2 separate regions of the Homo sapiens genome follow, and region 1 is linked to region 2. Evidence: chromatin loops called from intact Hi-C (ENCODE). Cell type or tissue: A673. All regions are shown on one strand. Each heading gives the region's core, and the rest is flanking DNA. Links, peaks and the distances in the headings are about the cores only.

The links. A loop is a pair of places that touch in the nucleus more often than their neighbours do. Peaks named below come from ENCODE experiments on the same cell type or tissue, not always from the same donor. Only the 100,000 strongest peaks of a DNase experiment are listed, where the experiment ranks them.
Region 1: a loop joins it to region 2, with 10 times the contacts of the local background. A loop is called at or near these places in 95 of 110 quality-filtered maps.

What each region holds. Positions count from the first base shown.
Region 1 is chr19:15,172,890-15,181,795 of GRCh38, reverse strand. NOTCH3 (notch receptor 3) reads left to right here. Exons shown (of 33, transcript NM_000435.3): 17 at 1-220; 18 at 634-835; 19 at 968-1,115; 20 at 1,540-1,724; 21 at 2,300-2,432; 22 at 2,514-2,771; 23 at 2,855-2,973; 24 at 3,706-4,271; 25 at 7,396-7,728. MIR6795 (microRNA 6795) reads left to right here and starts at 2,446; the gene lies at 2,446-2,513. RefSeq lists enhancers at 1-91, 92-611 and a silencer at 3,982-4,151. In A673, for the core only: CTCF peaks have their summits at 4,159 (motif pointing left) and 7,868 (motif pointing right); DNase peaks (open chromatin) are centred at 605 and 4,135; H3K4me3 peaks cover 1,573 bases.
Region 2 is chr19:15,550,514-15,559,419 of GRCh38, reverse strand. It overlaps CYP4F22 (cytochrome P450 family 4 subfamily F member 22), which reads right to left. Exons shown (of 14, transcript NM_173483.4): 13 at 8,664-8,746; 14 at 7,103-8,126. The coding sequence ends at 7,949. Among named protein-coding and RNA genes, the nearest start is that of CYP4F22, 46 kb to the right of the region's middle. RefSeq lists an enhancer at 2,948-3,087 and silencers at 3,548-3,607, 7,805-7,854. In A673, for the core only: CTCF peaks have their summits at 2,825 (motif pointing right) and 3,397 (motif pointing right); DNase peaks (open chromatin) are centred at 2,889 and 3,479; H3K4me3 peaks cover 379 bases; H3K27ac peaks cover 959 bases.

The sequences.
Region 1 (8,906 bases), core at 455-8,454, 380 kb after region 2:
GCCTGAACGGTGGCTCGTGCCAAGACGGCGTGGGCTCCTTTTCCTGCTCCTGCCTCCCTGGTTTCGCCGGCCCACGATGCGCCCGCGATGTGGATGAGTGCCTGAGCAACCCCTGCGGCCCGGGCACCTGTACCGACCACGTGGCCTCCTTCACCTGCACCTGCCCGCCAGGCTACGGAGGCTTCCACTGCGAACAGGACCTGCCCGACTGCAGCCCCAGGTGGGCGGGGCCTCTGCTTGGAGAGCAGGGACTCTGGCTTGGGATGGGGCCTGGGACCTGGGACGAAGTGGGGACAGCAACGACTTGGGGGAGTCCTCAGCTTGGTACCCACTGCGGACTCTGATGACTGATGGGGCAGGGCCAGGGAAGGAGCAGGGCGTCTGTTTGGAGCTCACCTTGGAGTCTCTGGTGCCTGAGAGGGCATGGCTTCCAGGTGGCTCTCACCTTAGGGCTGAAGTCCCTGGTGAATTGGAGCTAAGGGACCTGATTGGCTTCTGCTGGGGCTGCAGCTTCTTGCCGAGATAAGGGTCAGGGAGTGGGACGTCCCCAGCGCTAACAGCGGGACTCAGGAAGGAGGGCAGGGCCTGTGAGGGGGCGGAGCCTGATCCTCCCTCCCACTCCTTCCGCTCCAGCTCCTGCTTCAATGGCGGGACCTGTGTGGACGGCGTGAACTCGTTCAGCTGCCTGTGCCGTCCCGGCTACACAGGAGCCCACTGCCAACATGAGGCAGACCCCTGCCTCTCGCGGCCCTGCCTACACGGGGGCGTCTGCAGCGCCGCCCACCCTGGCTTCCGCTGCACCTGCCTCGAGAGCTTCACGGGCCCGCAGTGCCAGGTGGGTGGAGTTACTGGGGACCTGGGGGAGGAGCCTGCCTGGGATCCTAGGAGGGAGAAGCCAAGTCGGGGCACAGTTTCTCCCAGACTACCCCCCACCCCACAGTACTGACTCTGAGTGCTTCCCCTCCAGACGCTGGTGGATTGGTGCAGCCGCCAGCCTTGTCAAAACGGGGGTCGCTGCGTCCAGACTGGGGCCTATTGCCTTTGTCCCCCTGGATGGAGCGGACGCCTCTGTGACATCCGAAGCTTGCCCTGCAGGGAGGCCGCAGCCCAGATCGGTGAGTGGGAGCATGTGGGCGGGCGTGTGGGGCCTTGGGAAGGGGCTCATGCACGTACCTCCTGCTAGTGTGAGCCGAATGGGGGTGCCACAGAGCCTATGGGGCATGATGGGGTGTGTGGCTGAGTGGTGTGGGTGTGTGAGCATGTGACAACTGGCCGGGATGGTGTGTGTCTGTCACTGTGAGACAGCAGGGATGGTGTGTGTGCTACAGGGTGTGACCGAGCTGCTGTGAGCGTTGAAGGCATGTGTGTGTATGTCAGTGATGAGACCTTGCCTGCTGGGGGGATGTGTGACAACCTGATGGAGTGTGGGTGCGATCCTGGGGACTCATTCCACCAAGGATGTTGAATGATCTGTGTGATGGAGGCAGAAGGGGGATGTATGGGGTTACCTCTGTTCCTGTGCCACTCTCCTCTTTGCAGGGGTGCGGCTGGAGCAGCTGTGTCAGGCGGGTGGGCAGTGTGTGGATGAAGACAGCTCCCACTACTGCGTGTGCCCAGAGGGCCGTACTGGTAGCCACTGTGAGCAGGAGGTGGACCCCTGCTTGGCCCAGCCCTGCCAGCATGGGGGGACCTGCCGTGGCTATATGGGGGGCTACATGTGTGAGGTAAGGGGGCGCTCCCCAGGAGAGGGAAGAGGAGGTGGGCATGCTTGGGTGCGTCTGGGCACACATTTCTGTGTGGCTTGGTATGGGTATGTCTCTAGATATGTCTGAGTTTTTGCTTTTGTGACTCTTGGTGTATCTGTGGGTGTCACTCTGGGTAGATCTGGGGTGTTTTTTTATTTGTTTGTTTTTTTGAGACAGGTTCTCACTCTGTCACCCAGACGAGTGCAGTGGCGCGATCTCAGCTCACTGCAACCTTTGCCTCCTGGGTTCAGGTGATTCTTCTGCTTCAGCCTCTCATTATAGCTGGGAGTACAGGCACCCACCACCACGCCCAGCTAATTTTTGTATTTTTCATAGTGACAGGGTTTCACCATGTTGGCCAGGCTGGTCTCGAACTCCTGATCTCAGGTGATCTGCCCACCTCGGCCTCCCAAAGTGCTGGGATTACCTACTGGTAGTGCGCTGAACATCTGTGTGTGTCCTTTTGTGCTGGGGTTCTTTGCGTCTTCATGGGTATGTCCAGGTGGGTCTGTGTCCCACTAAGCTGAGTGGGTCCCTCTCTTACCCCACTGAAGTGTCTTCCTGGCTACAATGGTGATAACTGTGAGGACGACGTGGACGAGTGTGCCTCCCAGCCCTGCCAGCACGGGGGTTCATGCATTGACCTCGTGGCCCGCTATCTCTGCTCCTGTCCCCCAGGAACGCTGGGTATGCCAGGGCCAGGGTTGGGGGGACAGGATGAGAGGCTGTCTTCATTCCCTCTTGACCACCCCTCGTTTCTTCCCCCAGGGGTGCTCTGCGAGATTAATGAGGATGACTGCGGCCCAGGCCCACCGCTGGACTCAGGGCCCCGGTGCCTACACAATGGCACCTGCGTGGACCTGGTGGGTGGTTTCCGCTGCACCTGTCCCCCAGGATACACTGGTTTGCGCTGCGAGGCAGACATCAATGAGTGTCGCTCAGGTGCCTGCCACGCGGCACACACCCGGGACTGCCTGCAGGACCCAGGCGGAGGTTTCCGTTGCCTTTGTCATGCTGGCTTCTCAGGTAAGCGTTGGCGAAGGGGCTGGCCTGGGACCCCGCCTGTCATTCCCCCATTGTGGCTGATCTACATGCTCCCGCTCGCTCAGGTCCTCGCTGTCAGACTGTCCTGTCTCCCTGCGAGTCCCAGCCATGCCAGCATGGAGGCCAGTGCCGTCCTAGCCCGGGTCCTGGGGGTGGGCTGACCTTCACCTGTCACTGTGCCCAGGTAGGTGTGGGTGGCGGCCTTTGGAGGAGGAGTAGGGGCGTGGCCTCTGGAGTAGTAGGGGCGTGGCGTCTAGGAGGAGGATGTGGCTTTAGGGGAGACATCGAAGGGAAGGGAGTTTCTGGAAAATGCTGACATTTCCGCCGGGTGTGGTAGCTCACACCTGTAATCCCAGCACATTGGGAGGCCGAGGCGGGAGGATCACTTGAGGCCAGGAGTTAGAGACCAGCCTGGGCAACATGGTGAAACCCCGTCTCTACTAAAAATATAAAAATTAGCCGGGCGTAGTGGCAGCTGCCTGTAATCCCAGCTACTCGGGAGGCTGAGGCAGGAGAATCACTTGAACCCGGGAGGCGGAGGTTGCAGTGAGCCATCACGCCATTGCACTCCAGCCTGGCGACTGAGTGACACTCCGTCTCAAAAAACAAAGAAACAACCCCCTGCCCCGACATTTCCTGGAGGTTTGAAGGGAAAAGGGTGAGGATGGTGATTGGGGGGCGTGGCCTCCTGGGATGGCAGGGCTTATCTGCCAGGTGGGGTCTCCAGTGTGGAAAGGGGAGCGGTTGGGTGGGACATGGGGAGGTTGAGGGGGTCTCAACCTTCCTTAGTCTTGACCTCTTCTCTTCCCCCTCTCTCCCCTTGACTCTTCTTTTCCCCACTCCTCCATTTCTTCTCCTCCTTCCCTCCACTCCCCACCCTCATTTTTATCCCTCCCTCCCCAAACCCGACCCCCAGCCGTTCTGGGGTCCGCGTTGCGAGCGGGTGGCGCGCTCCTGCCGGGAGCTGCAGTGCCCGGTGGGCGTCCCATGCCAGCAGACGCCCCGCGGGCCGCGCTGCGCCTGCCCCCCAGGGTTGTCGGGACCCTCCTGCCGCAGCTTCCCGGGGTCGCCGCCGGGGGCCAGCAACGCCAGCTGCGCGGCCGCCCCCTGTCTCCACGGGGGCTCCTGCCGCCCCGCGCCGCTCGCGCCCTTCTTCCGCTGCGCTTGCGCGCAGGGCTGGACCGGGCCGCGCTGCGAGGCGCCCGCCGCGGCACCCGAGGTCTCGGAGGAGCCGCGGTGCCCGCGCGCCGCCTGCCAGGCCAAGCGCGGGGACCAGCGCTGCGACCGCGAGTGCAACAGCCCAGGCTGCGGCTGGGACGGCGGCGACTGCTCGCTGAGCGTGGGCGACCCCTGGCGGCAATGCGAGGCGCTGCAGTGCTGGCGCCTCTTCAACAACAGCCGCTGCGACCCCGCCTGCAGCTCGCCCGCCTGCCTCTACGACAACTTCGACTGCCACGCCGGTGGCCGCGAGCGCACTTGCAAGTGAGCCCATCCACCCGATCGATCCGTCTGTCTATGCATCCATCCCAGTCTGTTTGTCCGTGGGCCCTGCCTCTCTTTCCACCTGCCCATCCACTTGCCCCGTCTGTTTCTCTGTGCACTCTATCTGCCCATCGGTGTGTCCCACGTGTCTGTCCGTGTGTCTGTTCATCCATGTGCTCTGTCTATCTTGTTCTTGTTTCTATCTGCCTATGCACTTCTCTGCCCCGTTTGTCTGCCCTTTTCTCCATCCAATAATTACTTTTTTTTTTTTTTCCCGAGATGGAGTCTTGCTCTGTGGCCCAGGCTAGAGTGCAGTGGCGCGATCTCGGCTCACTGCAACCTCTGCCTCCCGGGTTTAAGCAGTACTCCTGCCTCAGCCTCTGGAGTAGCTGGGATTACAGGTGTGAGCCACCGTGCCCAGCCGAATTCCTTTTTTTTTTTTTTTTTTTTTTTAAGACGGAGTCTCGCTCTCTTGCCCAGACTGGAGTGCAATGGCTCCATCTTGGCTCACTGCAACCTCCGCCTCCCGGGTTCAAGCGATTCTCCTGCCTCAGCCTTCCGAGTAGCTGGGACTACAGGTACCTGCCACCACGCCTGGCTTTTTTTTTGTATTTTTAGTAGAGACAGGGTTTCACCATATTGGCCAGGCTGCTCACGAACTCCTGACCTTGTGATCCGCCCGCCTTGGCCTCCCAAAGTGCTGGGATTACAGGTGTGAGCCACCGCACCTGGCTCCTTTTTTTTTTTTTTTTTTTTTTTTTTAAGACAGGGTCTTGCTCTGTGGCCCAGGCTGGAGTGCAGTGGTGTGATCTTGGCTCAGTGCAATCTCTACCTCCTGGGCTCAAGTAACCCTCACACCTCAGCCTCCCTAGGAGCTGGGACCACAGGTGTGAGCCACCGCGCCCGGGTAACTTTTGTGCTTTTTCTTAGAGATGGGGTTTCGCCATGTTGTCCAGGCTAGTCTTGAACACCTGAGCTCAAAGCAATCCACCCAGCTTAGCCTCTCAAAGTGCTGGGATTGTGGGCCTGAGCCACCACATCTAGCCTAAAAATTCCTTTTATTGGCCGGGCACAGTGCTCACGCCTGTAATCCCAGTACTTTGGGAGGCAGAGGAGGGCAGATCACCTGAGGTCAGGAGTTTGAGCTTGGGCAACATGGTGAAACTCCGTCTCTACTAAAAATACAAAATTAGCCGGGTGTGGTGGCACATGGCTGTAATCCCAGCTACTCAGGAGGCTGAGGCAGGAGAATTGCTTGAACCTGGGAGGTGGAGGATGAGGTGAGCTGAGATCGTGCCATTGCACTCCAGCCTGGGCAGCAAGAGTAAATCTCTGTCTCACCAAAAAAAAAAAAAAAAAAAAAAATTGCTTTTGTTCCTCTGTGTACCCAACTGTCTTCCTCCACTCCTGTTTGTCCATCCTTGGGCCGAATCTGTCCATCCATGCACTCTTTTTGCTCCTCTATATGGCTATCTGTGGGTGCCCCTGACTATCTCTGCCCCTCTTCTGCCCCTCTCTCTGTCTGTCCTAGGCAGTCCATCTGTCCATCCCTACACCCTGCCCCTTCTGTCCTCTGCGTACCTCTCTGTCTGCTTGGAACCCTCCACCCCCTTAATCTCCACATCCTCATCTTCTCTGCTTTCCCCTCACTCACTCTGTTCCAGCCACCCTGGCCTCTCTGCTGTTTCCCAGATACCCCAGGCTTGATCCCATATCAGGGCCTTTGCACAAGCTGTTCCTACTGCCTGGCTGTTCCCTTCCCCCACATGGCTCCTCCCTCACCTCCTTCAAGTCTTTGCTGAAATGGTGGTACCTTCTCAGTGAGCACCTCCCTGGTCACCCCCAGCCCTTCCTCTGCTTTATTTTTCTGCTTAGCATTTAATTCCATCCAGCACTATGTGTGTGCGTGCGTGTGTGTGTGTGTGTGTGTGTGTATATACATATATATACATATATATATATATATATGTATTTTTTTTTTTTTTTTTTTTAGACAGGATTTCTCTCCCATTGCCCAGGCTGGAGTGCAGTGGTGTGATCTTGGCTCACTGCAACCTCCACCTCCTGGGTTCAAGCTATTCTCCTGCCTCAGCTTCCCGAGTAGCTGGGATTACAGGCGCCCGCCACCATGCCTGACTAATTTTTGTATTTTTAGTAGAGACGGGGGTTTCACCATTTTGGCCAGGCTGGCCTAGAACTCCTGACCTCAGGTTATCCGTACACCTTGGCCTCCCAAAGTGCTGGAATTAGAGGCATGAGCCACCGCACCCAGCCTGTATTTTTATTTTATTGATGAGTAATGGAGATGCTGTATATTTGGCTCATGTATCTCCCTTACTATCTGTCTTCACCCAGTGGAATGCCAGCTGCACGTGGACCAGGAATTGTGGCCGGGCCTTATCCTTGTGCCTGCAGCAGTGCCCAACACATGGTAGTCAGTTAGTATTTACTGATTAATTAATAGTTAGCCAGTGAGGCCGGGAGTGTGGTGTGGGTTTGTAGTCCTAGCTACTTGGGAGGCTGAAGAGGGAGGATAATTTGAGTCCAGGAGTTTGAGATTGCAGAGAGCTATGATTGCACCACTGCACTCCGGCGTGGGCAACAGAGCAAGACCCCATTTCAATCAATCAATTTAAAAAAATATTATCAAGGGCTGCGTGCGGTGACTTATGCCTGTGATCCCAGCACTTTGGGAGGCCGAGGCAGGTGGATCACCTGAGGTCAGGAGTTCAACAGCAGCCTGGCCAACATAGTAAAACCCCGTCTCTGCTAAAAATACAAAAATTAGACGGGCGTGGTGGTGCATGCCTGTAATCCCAGCTACTTGGGAGGCTGAGGCGGGAGAATCGCTGGAACCGGGGAGGTGGAGGCTGCAGTGAGCTGAGAGATCATGCTACTGCATTCCGGCCTGGGCGACAGAGCAAGACTCCGTCTCAAAAAAAAAAAAAAAAAATTATCCAGTGAATGGCAAGATTTGCAGAAAGCCTGGCATGGGTCCGTATATTCCAGTCCCCTGTGCAAGCCTTGTCTGGAGTCTCTGTACTCTACGGTGTGAATGCATGGAAGGGGATTGTCTCCTCTGACCCCTGACTCCGCCCCTCTCTGCCTCACCCTTCCCCACCAGCCCGGTGTACGAGAAGTACTGCGCCGACCACTTTGCCGACGGCCGCTGCGACCAGGGCTGCAACACGGAGGAGTGCGGCTGGGATGGGCTGGATTGTGCCAGCGAGGTGCCGGCCCTGCTGGCCCGCGGCGTGCTGGTGCTCACAGTGCTGCTGCCGCCAGAGGAGCTACTGCGTTCCAGCGCCGACTTTCTGCAGCGGCTCAGCGCCATCCTGCGCACCTCGCTGCGCTTCCGCCTGGACGCGCACGGCCAGGCCATGGTCTTCCCTTACCACCGGCCTAGTCCTGGCTCCGAACCCCGGGCCCGTCGGGAGCTGGCCCCCGAGGTGATCGGGTGAGTGACCCCACCTGGAAAAGCCGTGGTGGCTGGGGAGAGGAGAGATGCTGTTGATCCAGGTCTTGTGTGTTTCATTTCACTTAATGCCTTTACCCACCAGATGTCAGGAGCACCGCCTCCTGGCTGTGACAAGCAAAAAATGCCTCCAGATGGAGCTAGTGCTTCTGGGGTAGAATTGCCCAGGTCTAGTGCTGGCTTGTGGGGAGGCAGGTTGCTAAGTGGCTTGGCAGAGTGGTTAAATACATGTGTAGGGTTTTTTTCTTCTTCTTCTTCTTCTTCTCCTTCTCCTTCTCCTTCTCCTTCTCCTTCTCCTTCTTCTTTTCTTTTTTTTTTTTTTTTTGAGACGGAGTCTCTGTCGCCCAGGCTGGAGTGCAGTGGCGTGATCTCAGCTCACTGCAACCTCTGCCTCCTGGGTTCAAGCAATTCTCTGCCTCAGCCTCCAGAGTAGCTGGGATTACAGGCATCCACCACCACACCGGGCTAATTTTCTTCTTCTTAAAGACATAGAAGATAAAGCCGGGCACAATATATTCTTGTAGTCCCAGCTACTTGGAGGATCACTTGAGCCCAGGAATTCAAATCTAGCCTGGGCAACATAGCAAGACTCCCATCTCTCTCTCTCTTTTTTTTTTTTTTTTTTTTTGAGACGGAGTCTCGCTCTGTCGCCCAGGCTAGAGTGCAGAGGCGCGATCTCGGCTTTCTGCAAGCTCCGCCTCCCGGGTTCATGCCATTCTCCTGCCTCAGCCTCCCGAGTAGCTGGGACTACAGGCGGCCGCCACCATGCCTGGCTAATTTTTTGTATTTTTAGTAAGAGACGGGGTTTCAGTGTGTTAGCCAGGATGGTCTGGATCTCCTGACTTCGTGATCCACCTGCCTCGGCCTCCCAAAGTGCTGGGATTACAGGCGTGAGCCACCATGCCCGGCCTCCGATCTCTTAAAAAAAAAAAAAAAAAAAAAAAAGAAGAAGAAGAAGAAGAAGAAGAAGAAGAAGAAGAAGAAGAAGAAGAAGAGGGAGGAGGGAGGGGGAGGGGGAGGGGGAGGAAGAGGAAGAAGAAGGAAGAGGGGGAGGGGGAGGAGGAGGAGGAAGAGGAAGAAGAAGAAAGAAATAGGAGGGGCTCGGTGGCTCACGCCTGTAATCCCAGCACTTTGGAAGGCAGTTCATTTGACGTCAGGAG
Region 2 (8,906 bases), core at 311-8,310:
ACCACCAGAGCATGTTACTCGATGTTACTCAGTGATTTCCTCTCTTCTTTTTCTTTTTAATAAACTTTATTTTTTTAATGTATTATATATTTTGGCCAGGTGCAGTGGCTCACGCCTGCAATCCCAGCACATTGAGAGTCCAAGGCAGGTGGATCACTTGAGGTCAGGAGTTTGAGACCACCCTGGCCAACATGGCGAAACCCTGTCTCTACTAAAAACACAACAAACATTAGCCAGGTGTGGTGGCATGCACCTGCAATCCTGGCTATCCAGGAGGCTGAAGCACAAGAATCACTTGAACCCAGGAGGCAAAGATTGCAGTGAGGTGAGATCGCATCACTGCACTCCAGCCTGGATAACAGAGCAATACCCTGTCTCAAAAAAAAAAAAAAAAAGAAAGAAGAAAGAAAATAAAAGAAAAAATAAAATGGTCAGGGCATTGTGGCTCATGCCCGTAATCCCAGCACTTTGAGAGGCCGAGGCAGGAAGTCGGTACCAGCAAATAGGAAGCACCAAATTGCCAGCCATGAGAGTGAGCCACCTCAAAGTATCTCTTCCAGCCTCAAATGAGCTGCCCACACTGATGCTGTGTAGGACTGAGAAAGCCATCCTGGCTGAGCCCTGCCCAAATTGTAAACTTGTGAGCAAACTAAAAGTTGTATATATTCTGATACAGATAGGAGTTCATACACACATACCAAAAAAAAAAAAAAAACTTGTATATCTTTTTTATTTTTTTGAGATGGAGTTTCGCTCTTGTTTCCCAGACTGGAGTGCAATGGCATGATCTTGGCTCACAGCAACCTCTGCCTCCCTAGTTCAAGCGATTCTCCTGCCTCAGCCTCCCAAGTAGCTGGGATTACAGGCTCACACCACCGCGCCCGGCTAACTTTGTATTTTTAGTAGAGACAGGGTTTCTCCGTGTTGGTCAGGCTGGTCTCGAACTCCCGACCTCAGGTGATCCGCCAGCCTCGGCCTCCCAAAGTGCTGGGATTACAGGCATGAGCCACCGAGCTTGGCCTGTATATTGTTTTAACCTACTAAGTTTCCTGGTAGTTCAATATACAATAATAGATAATTGAAACAGATATATTTCCCAACAAGTTTGGAGTCATCAAAAAACTGATAATGGACTGGGTGCAGTGACTCAGGCCTGTAATCACAACAGTTCGGGGGGCCAACATAGGCGGATCACTTGAATCCAGGAGTTCCAGTTCAGCCTGGGCAACATGGTAAAACCCCATCTCTACAGAAAATACAAAAAAAAGCATCTGGATGTGGTGGTGGGAGGATTGCTTGACCCCAGGAGACAGAGGTTGCAATGAGTTGAGATTGAGCCACTGCACTCCAGCCTAGGCAACAGAGCAATACCCTGTATCAAAAAAAGAAAAAAAAAAAAAGGCCGGGTGCAGTGGCTCACCCCTGTAATCCCAGCACTGGGAGGCCAAGGTGGGTGGATCATTTGAGGTCAGGAGTTCAAGACCAGCCTGGCCAGCATGGTGAAACCTCATATCTACTAAAAATAACAAAAAAAAAATTAGCCAGGCATGGTGGTGTGCCTGTAATCCCAGCTACTCAGGAAGCTGAGGCAGTAGAATCACTTGAACCCAGGAGGCAGAGGTTGCAGTGAGCCGAGATCATGCCACTGCACTCCAGCCTGGGTGACAGAGTGAGACCCTGTCTCCAAAAAAAAAATTTTTTTAATAAACAAAAAAAACCCGGTAACGTGTGCATAAATGCTTTTATATACATTGGAAAACGTTCATATATATATGAACGTTTTTTAATTTTTAAAAACTGAAAAAAGAGCACACCAAACTGCTGGGCCAGAGGTAGAAGCAGAAGCAGAAAGCGGAAGAATTTCCCTTTCAAATTTTACACTTATAACTTATTCCCTGCTCCTTCCATGTCCTTGAGGAGGGAGGAGGCTGTCAGGAGAGGAGTGAGCACCCAGCTTGTGGTCAGACAGCCCATAGTCAAAGCCAGGCTCTGCCACTCCCTCACTGCCGTGTGACCTTGGGCAAGTGATTTGCCCTCTCTGAGCCTCACATTCATCGTTGGTAAAAAAAATAAATAAAAGCGCACACTGACAGGCTTCTGGGGATTGGAGGAACCAGCACACATGTGTGTCTTAATTTGGGTTCCCTGGAACTAGACCTTAATACAAGGAGTTGAGTGCAAATCCTCTATCAGGAGGGTGACCATAAGACAAGAGTTCAACTGCCTGTTGTTTCTTTGGGAGGTGATCCCTGGAAACACAATTAGGGCAATGGAGAAGAGGGATGGGGAAGGGAAGGCAGCAGCAGTTAAAGGGACCTTTATTGAGGAAGTTTCCACTGTGGGTAGCTAGGGCTCAGCCCTGCCTAGTACCTCAGGGAGACAGAATAGAACATGCACCTCCCAGAACAAGGGAGTCTTCACCCCCAGAGAGAGGGAGCTGGGGTATTTATCCACCAATACCCACCAGTCATTACTGACAGCTTCCTCCAAGGGCATGATTTCTCCAGAATGTCCTGCCTGCACCGCACAGGTCAGACCTGGGGACAGAGGCAAGGGCTCTGACAGTGGCTCCAGCCATGAGCAGGAACACAGCCTGGTGTGTGTGGATAGTTACAGTGACTCAGTGAGTGGAGTTCTCCTCTCCTCTCCTTCCAACACACCCATCCATATGCGCACACACAGTCACACCGACACATACACGTTTACACACACTCGTGTGCACACTACAACACATGCACACACTGTTACCCAAATGCACCCAAACACATACGCGGTCACACATGCACGCTCAAACGTGCACGGACACAAAATTGAACGAATAGAGAATGGATCTCCAAATTGTCCAGCAGAGGGAGCGTTCTTCACACTCAGGAGGAAGGAGGTCCCACAGCCGCCAGCGACAGGACCAGACTTCGGTGTTTTGAGAATTACACTTGCAGTACGTGTAACAGGGCTCCGGGGACCCAGGGACCTTACTCCTCCCCTTCTCATTCTCATTTATTCACCCTCGTGGCCCTTGGCGGAAACTCAGTGTGCATTACAAGCATGATGATACCGGACTATTCGCATGACAAGAAAAAGCCGAGGTGCAGAGAGGGACAGTCACGTGCCCAAGGCCGCCCCTAGGAAGGAAGAGCCTAGATTGAGCCCACATATGTCGGATCTCAAGGCTAACTTCGTTTGCTAGTGGATGGCGAGGTTGCGCCGAAAAGGGCCCAGGAGATGTTTGGCAAAGGATGCGCTCTTGGAGACCCTCGGTTGGGAGGGGGGTGTAGGAGAGGCAGCACCTGCAAGATCCGGGTGGCTCACGTAGGGTCTGGGACTGTCTGTTTCCCATTCAGCCCCGGAGTACGTCGAACAGGGGATCCCGGCCGACGACCCCAGCACAGGCCACCGGGGGGCGCCCCAGGACACACGCCGCTGCTACTGCCTCTCGCACAGCCAGCCCCGCTTTAGCTCATCTCCTCCCCGCTCCAACTCTAGCCCAACCCCCGTCGACGCCCCCTTCTACGCTACGTGGCTAGGGATCTAGACCAGGACTGGGAGCCTGAGGGGTGGGGCAGAAGAGGACTCAGCGCCAGCGCTGAGGCCGCACCGAATGATCTTGGGTAAGTCACTTCATTCGGGGGCTCAGTTTCTACCTCTGTTAAACGGAATAATAAAAAGTGATCTTACAAGTCAGTATGAGGATTAAATGGGAATATATGGAAAGAGCACACAGGAAGCACTCAATCAAAAAAAAAAGTTTTGTTTTTGTTTTTCAGACCGAGTCTCGCTCTGTCACCCAGGCTGGAGTGCAGCGGCACTATCTTGGCTCACTGCAACCTCCGTCTCCCGGGTTCAAGCGATTCTCCTGTCTCGCCCTACCGAGTAGCTGGGACTACAGGCGCGTGCCACCACTCCCGTCTGATTTTTTTTTTATTTTTAGTAGAGACAGTGTTTCACCGTGTTAGCCAGGATGATCTCAATCTCCTGACCTCGTGATCCGCCCGCCTCGGCCTCCCAAAGTGCTGGGATTACAGGAGTCAGCCACCGCGCCCTGCCCTAATTTTTTGTATTTTAAGTAGAGATGGAGTTTCACCATGTTGGCCAGGCTGGTCTGGAACTCCTCGCCTCAACTGATCCGCCCACCCCGGCGTCCCAAAGTGCTGGGATTACAGGTGTGAGCTACCACGCCTGGCCTCATAATTGTTAGGTTAACTTTGGAGACCACCCCCAGGGCTCCCTTAAGCCCTTACTCCATACACACACACACACACACACACACACACACACGCGCGCGCGCGCGTGCGCGCACACACACACGCACACATGAGATCTCACCCAGTCTTAAAGTTTTGCTTTCTTTTCTGTTTTTTTTTTTTTGTTTTTTTTTTTTTGTTTGTTTTGGTTCTCCAGTTCATGGTTTTTAATTAGCAGAACTGTTGCCTTTGGGACTGGATAATTACTTGTTTTATTGAGCTAGGTATCCTTTGTCTTGTAGAATGTTTAGCAGAGTGCTGGGTCCCTACCCTCTAGACGCAAATAGTAACCACCGGTTGTGACAACCAAAAATGTTTCCAAATAACAACGAATGTCATCTGGTAGGAAAAATCACCCCCATTTGAAATCGCTTCACTAGCTTTTGGAAAAATATATAAAATATTTATACTAAGGCTTCCCAAATATACATGCCCAACCCAAAACTCTTGAATTGGAGAACCGTTTATTCGACTGACATGTCCAATTCCTCTGAACCAAAACTGACATCCTGACATCTCCCACAAAACAACTTACTCCACTCAGCATTCCCCACGTCAGCTGATGGCAGTTCCATTTTTCCAGATGTTCAAGCCCAAACCTAGTGTCCCCCACTTCTTTCAAACTTCACGTTTTATCCACCACCAAGCCTGACAGCACTGCCTTTGTGAACAGTCACTCCTCCTTGGAATCCAATTGCTCTTGATCACATCTAAAGACCCCGGCTTGGTTGAAGCCACCATCATGTCTCACCTGGACGAATGCAGTCACCCCTAACTGATCTGCCTAGTCCCATCTTTGCTCACACTGTCTCTGTTTAACAGAGCACACAAAGTCCTGTGGAAGTCCTGGCATGGTGGCTCACACCTGTAATTCCAGCACTTTGGGAGGCTGAGGTGGGAGGATCGCTTGAGACCAGGAGTTCAAGACCAGCCTGGGCAACATGGTAAGACCCCCGTCTCGATAACAAATACAAAGCTTAGCTGGGCATGGTGGTGTGTGCCTGTGGTCCCAGCTACTCAGGAGGCTGAGGCAGGAGGATCGTTTGAGCCCAAGGAGGCCAAGGCTGCAGTGAGCTATGGTTGCACCCCTGCACACCAGCCTGAGCAACAAAGCATGACCCTGTCTCAAAAAAAAAAAAAAAAAAGTTCGTATGACAAAGCTTGTCCCTCCTCTGCTCAGAACTCCCCATTTCTGTCACAAAAAAAGTCACAGAAAAGGCCCTGTGTGAATTTACTTCTTTCTTTACTTATTTATCATTTATCATATCTCCTCCCTAGAGGTAAACTCTGGGAACCTAGGGCTCAAACAGTGCCTGTCTCACGGCAGATTGCCCAAGAAATATTTGGTAAATTAATTTTTTTTTTAGACAGAATCTCACTCTGTCGCCCAGGCTGGAGTGCAGTGGCACAATCTCGGCTCACTGCAACCTCCACCTCCCAGGTTCAAGCGATTCTCCTGCCTCAGCCTACTGAGTAGCTGGGATTACAGGCACCCGCCATCAAACGTGGCTAATTTTTGTATTTTTTAGTAGAGACAGGGTTTCACCATGTTGGCCAGGCTGGTCTCAAACTCCTAACCTCAGGTGATCCACCTGTCTCAGCCTCCCAAAGTGCTGGGATTACAGGCATGAGCCACCGCACCCGGCCTGTTGAATTAATATTATTGTCTCTAGTGACCTAGATGGAAATAGTCTACAGGCAAATGCTACCTAAAAGGAAGATGATACCACTATTATACCACCACTATATATATAATGATGGCATATATAGTGCATATATATATATTATATATGTGGTATAATAGCAGTATCATTTTCCTTTAGTGTAGCATTTTATATGTATAAAATTGCTGACATTGTCATTGCCCACCTTTTTTTGTTTGTTTGTTTTTGGAACAGGGTCTTGCTCTGTTGCCCCAGCTGGAGTGCAGTGGTGTGATCATAGCTCACTGCAGCCTCAAACTCCTCAGCTCAAGTGATCCTCCTGCCTCAGCCTCCCAAGTAGCTGGGACTACAGATGTGCACCATCACACCTGGCTAATTTTTTATTTTTTGTAGAAATGGAGTCTCACTGTGTTGCCCTGGCTGGTCTCTAACTCCTGGTCTCAAGCAATCCTCCAGCCTCAGCCTCCCAAAGTGCTGGGATTACAGGTGTAAGCCATCACGCCTGGCCCCCATCTTTTATATTCCCATATCAGGGACTACTCTACCATCAAGTTCCCTCAGCCAAATACCTGAGCATCACCCTTACCACCTCCCTCCCCTCAGCCCCCACTGCTAGATAGTCACCCCAATCCTGGCCCTTCCTGTTGTCTGGACCTCAGCTTCCCTCTTTCCCAGGGTCCCAACCCCGCAAGTCACCTCCCTGCCAGCCCTAGATCTGGCCATGTCCTGTCCTGATCCCGCTCACACACTCTCCATGGCTCCCTATTGCCCTCAGCATAAAGCCTGTGCATTTGGCCCCTTCCTTCATTCTGCCCCCACTTCCCAGATCCAACCACCTGGCCCCTGGTGAGTTCCTCAAACACACTCTGTTCTCCCTCAGCTCAGGGTATTCTCAGATGTTGTTCCTTCTGCCTGGAATACTCTTCCCTCCCCTTGTCACCCACTCAACTTCCATTCCAGCATCGGAGAAGCTCTCCCTGACCCATCCCCATCCCTCTGCTATATTCATCCAGCACCCGGGGCCTCTCCTTTGGAGCACCTGTCCTGGGTTGTAAATAAACCTTTACACGTGGAATTATTTGTTCAACATCTGTCCCCCACCCCCTAAGAAGGCAGAAAACAGGGCCTGCCTGTGGTTCTGAAGCAGTGCCAGCAAACAATATGTGATCTGTTGATGAAATAAATGAACACACAAACTGACCCCCAAAATCTGAGTTTATGTCCTAGGATAAATGGCTTTCCAGCCTCCTAGCCCGCAGCTTCGCTCAGTTGCAGAGCCCCTCATTCCCATGCTGGGGGCTCCACGTGTAAGGATCTGGCTGAGCTAGGGGTGGAGGGTGGGGTAAGTCTGCATCCTTTGCTTTTATTCTGCAAAAACAGAACACTCAGCAAAGGATCTTTGGGCAAGGGAGGAAGGAAGGGGCTTACAAGGGTCTGAGTTTACAAAACAACAACAAAAGCAAGCAGCCTCGAACCCTACGATCCAGCCTCACGCCTGAGCAGTCTGCCCGTATGAGCTGAGGGCCTCAGGAGGGTGATGTCCGAGTTAAAAGCTCTGACGTCAGGCTCCAGCTTTCCTCAGTTTGGAAGCCTGCCAGGGGTTCAGCCAGTTGGGGGGGGGTGGGGTGTGGTGGGCCCTGAGTCATAGGTGGGTCTTAGGTCCTCTGAAGGCTCAGTGGGCAAGGCCTGGAGACCTGGATCTGCAGGGGCGTGGCCTGAGGACCTCAATCCGTAGGATCCTGGGGGCGGGGCCTGAGCCCAAGGGGGCAGGGTCGACCCTGGTCCCTCAAACAGGACAGGTGCGAGAAGTCAGGGGGCGGGACCTAAGCCTCAAGGGGCGGGATCAGGCCCCCTAAGGGGAGGAGCCTTGCCTTGAGGGGCGTGGCCAGTACCACCAGGCTGCTCAACAGCGGTGCCTGGTCATCCAGGAGCTGAACCTGAACTTCGAGGGGGGTGGCCTATGCCCTCGGGATCTTTGGGGCGAGTCCTGGTCCTTTGGGGGCGGGGCCTGGACCCTCGGGAGCCGCAGGGGCGCGCCCACGCTCAGGCCCGCGGAGGCAGCGGCTCCACCTTGAGCCAGAGCCCGTTCTCCGTGCGCAGTATGAGCTCCGGCTTCCGCCGCACCTTGCGCGTTCGGTCCACGCTCAGGCGGAAACGTAGCAGTGTTAGTGCCACAACCACGCGCAACTCGGCCATGGCGAAGCTCTGTCCGATGCAATTCCTGGAGGAAGAGGGGACAGGGCTCAGGCCCAGCTTCTGTGTGAGCACTGGTCCCCGGGGGTCACATGCCTCCTTTGAAAATGAAGCAAGCATCCTGGGCTGGCTGAGGGTTAAAGTGAAACCCCACGCTGGGTGAGGGTTAAAGTGAGACCCCACGGATCGCTCAATTAATGTGACCTTGGGGTTGAGTGTCTGAATCCCAGTACAGCCTCTTACTAGCTGTGTGTCCTGGATACACAGCGCCCCCTCTGAGTCTCAGTTCCTTCATCTGTAAAAACGGGGACAAAGGCATCATAGAGCCAATGGGAGCGTGGGAGCCCAGAACTCAGGGCCTGACACACCGTTGGTGCTCAATACCCAGGATGCTATTGCAGAGTCTGATTTGGGGGCCTCCTGGCGCATTGGGGAGAGGGTGCTGGGTCTTCAGAAAGGACGCCTGGGTGCCATCTGATCTCTGCTCCTGAGAGGCACATTCCTGATCTTTCCCTGCCTCTGTTCCTACACAGCTGGCTTGGACTAGGGGAAATAGAGGGGTTACCTGGGTCCTGCAGAGAAGGGCACATAGGCCAGTGGAGAGCGCTGCTGTGGGTTGTCCGGGTCAAAGCGGTAGGGGTTGTACACCTAGGGAGGAACAGCCTGGAGATGAGTCTGGGGGCTGCCCCAGACATCCCAGCCTGGCCCCCTTCCCTGAGCCTCTGGGGGTCAGTAAAGATGGATGGGGAGCACCCCAGGGCCACCTCTTCCATTCCACCTTGCACTTCCTGCAATGCAGCCACACCTG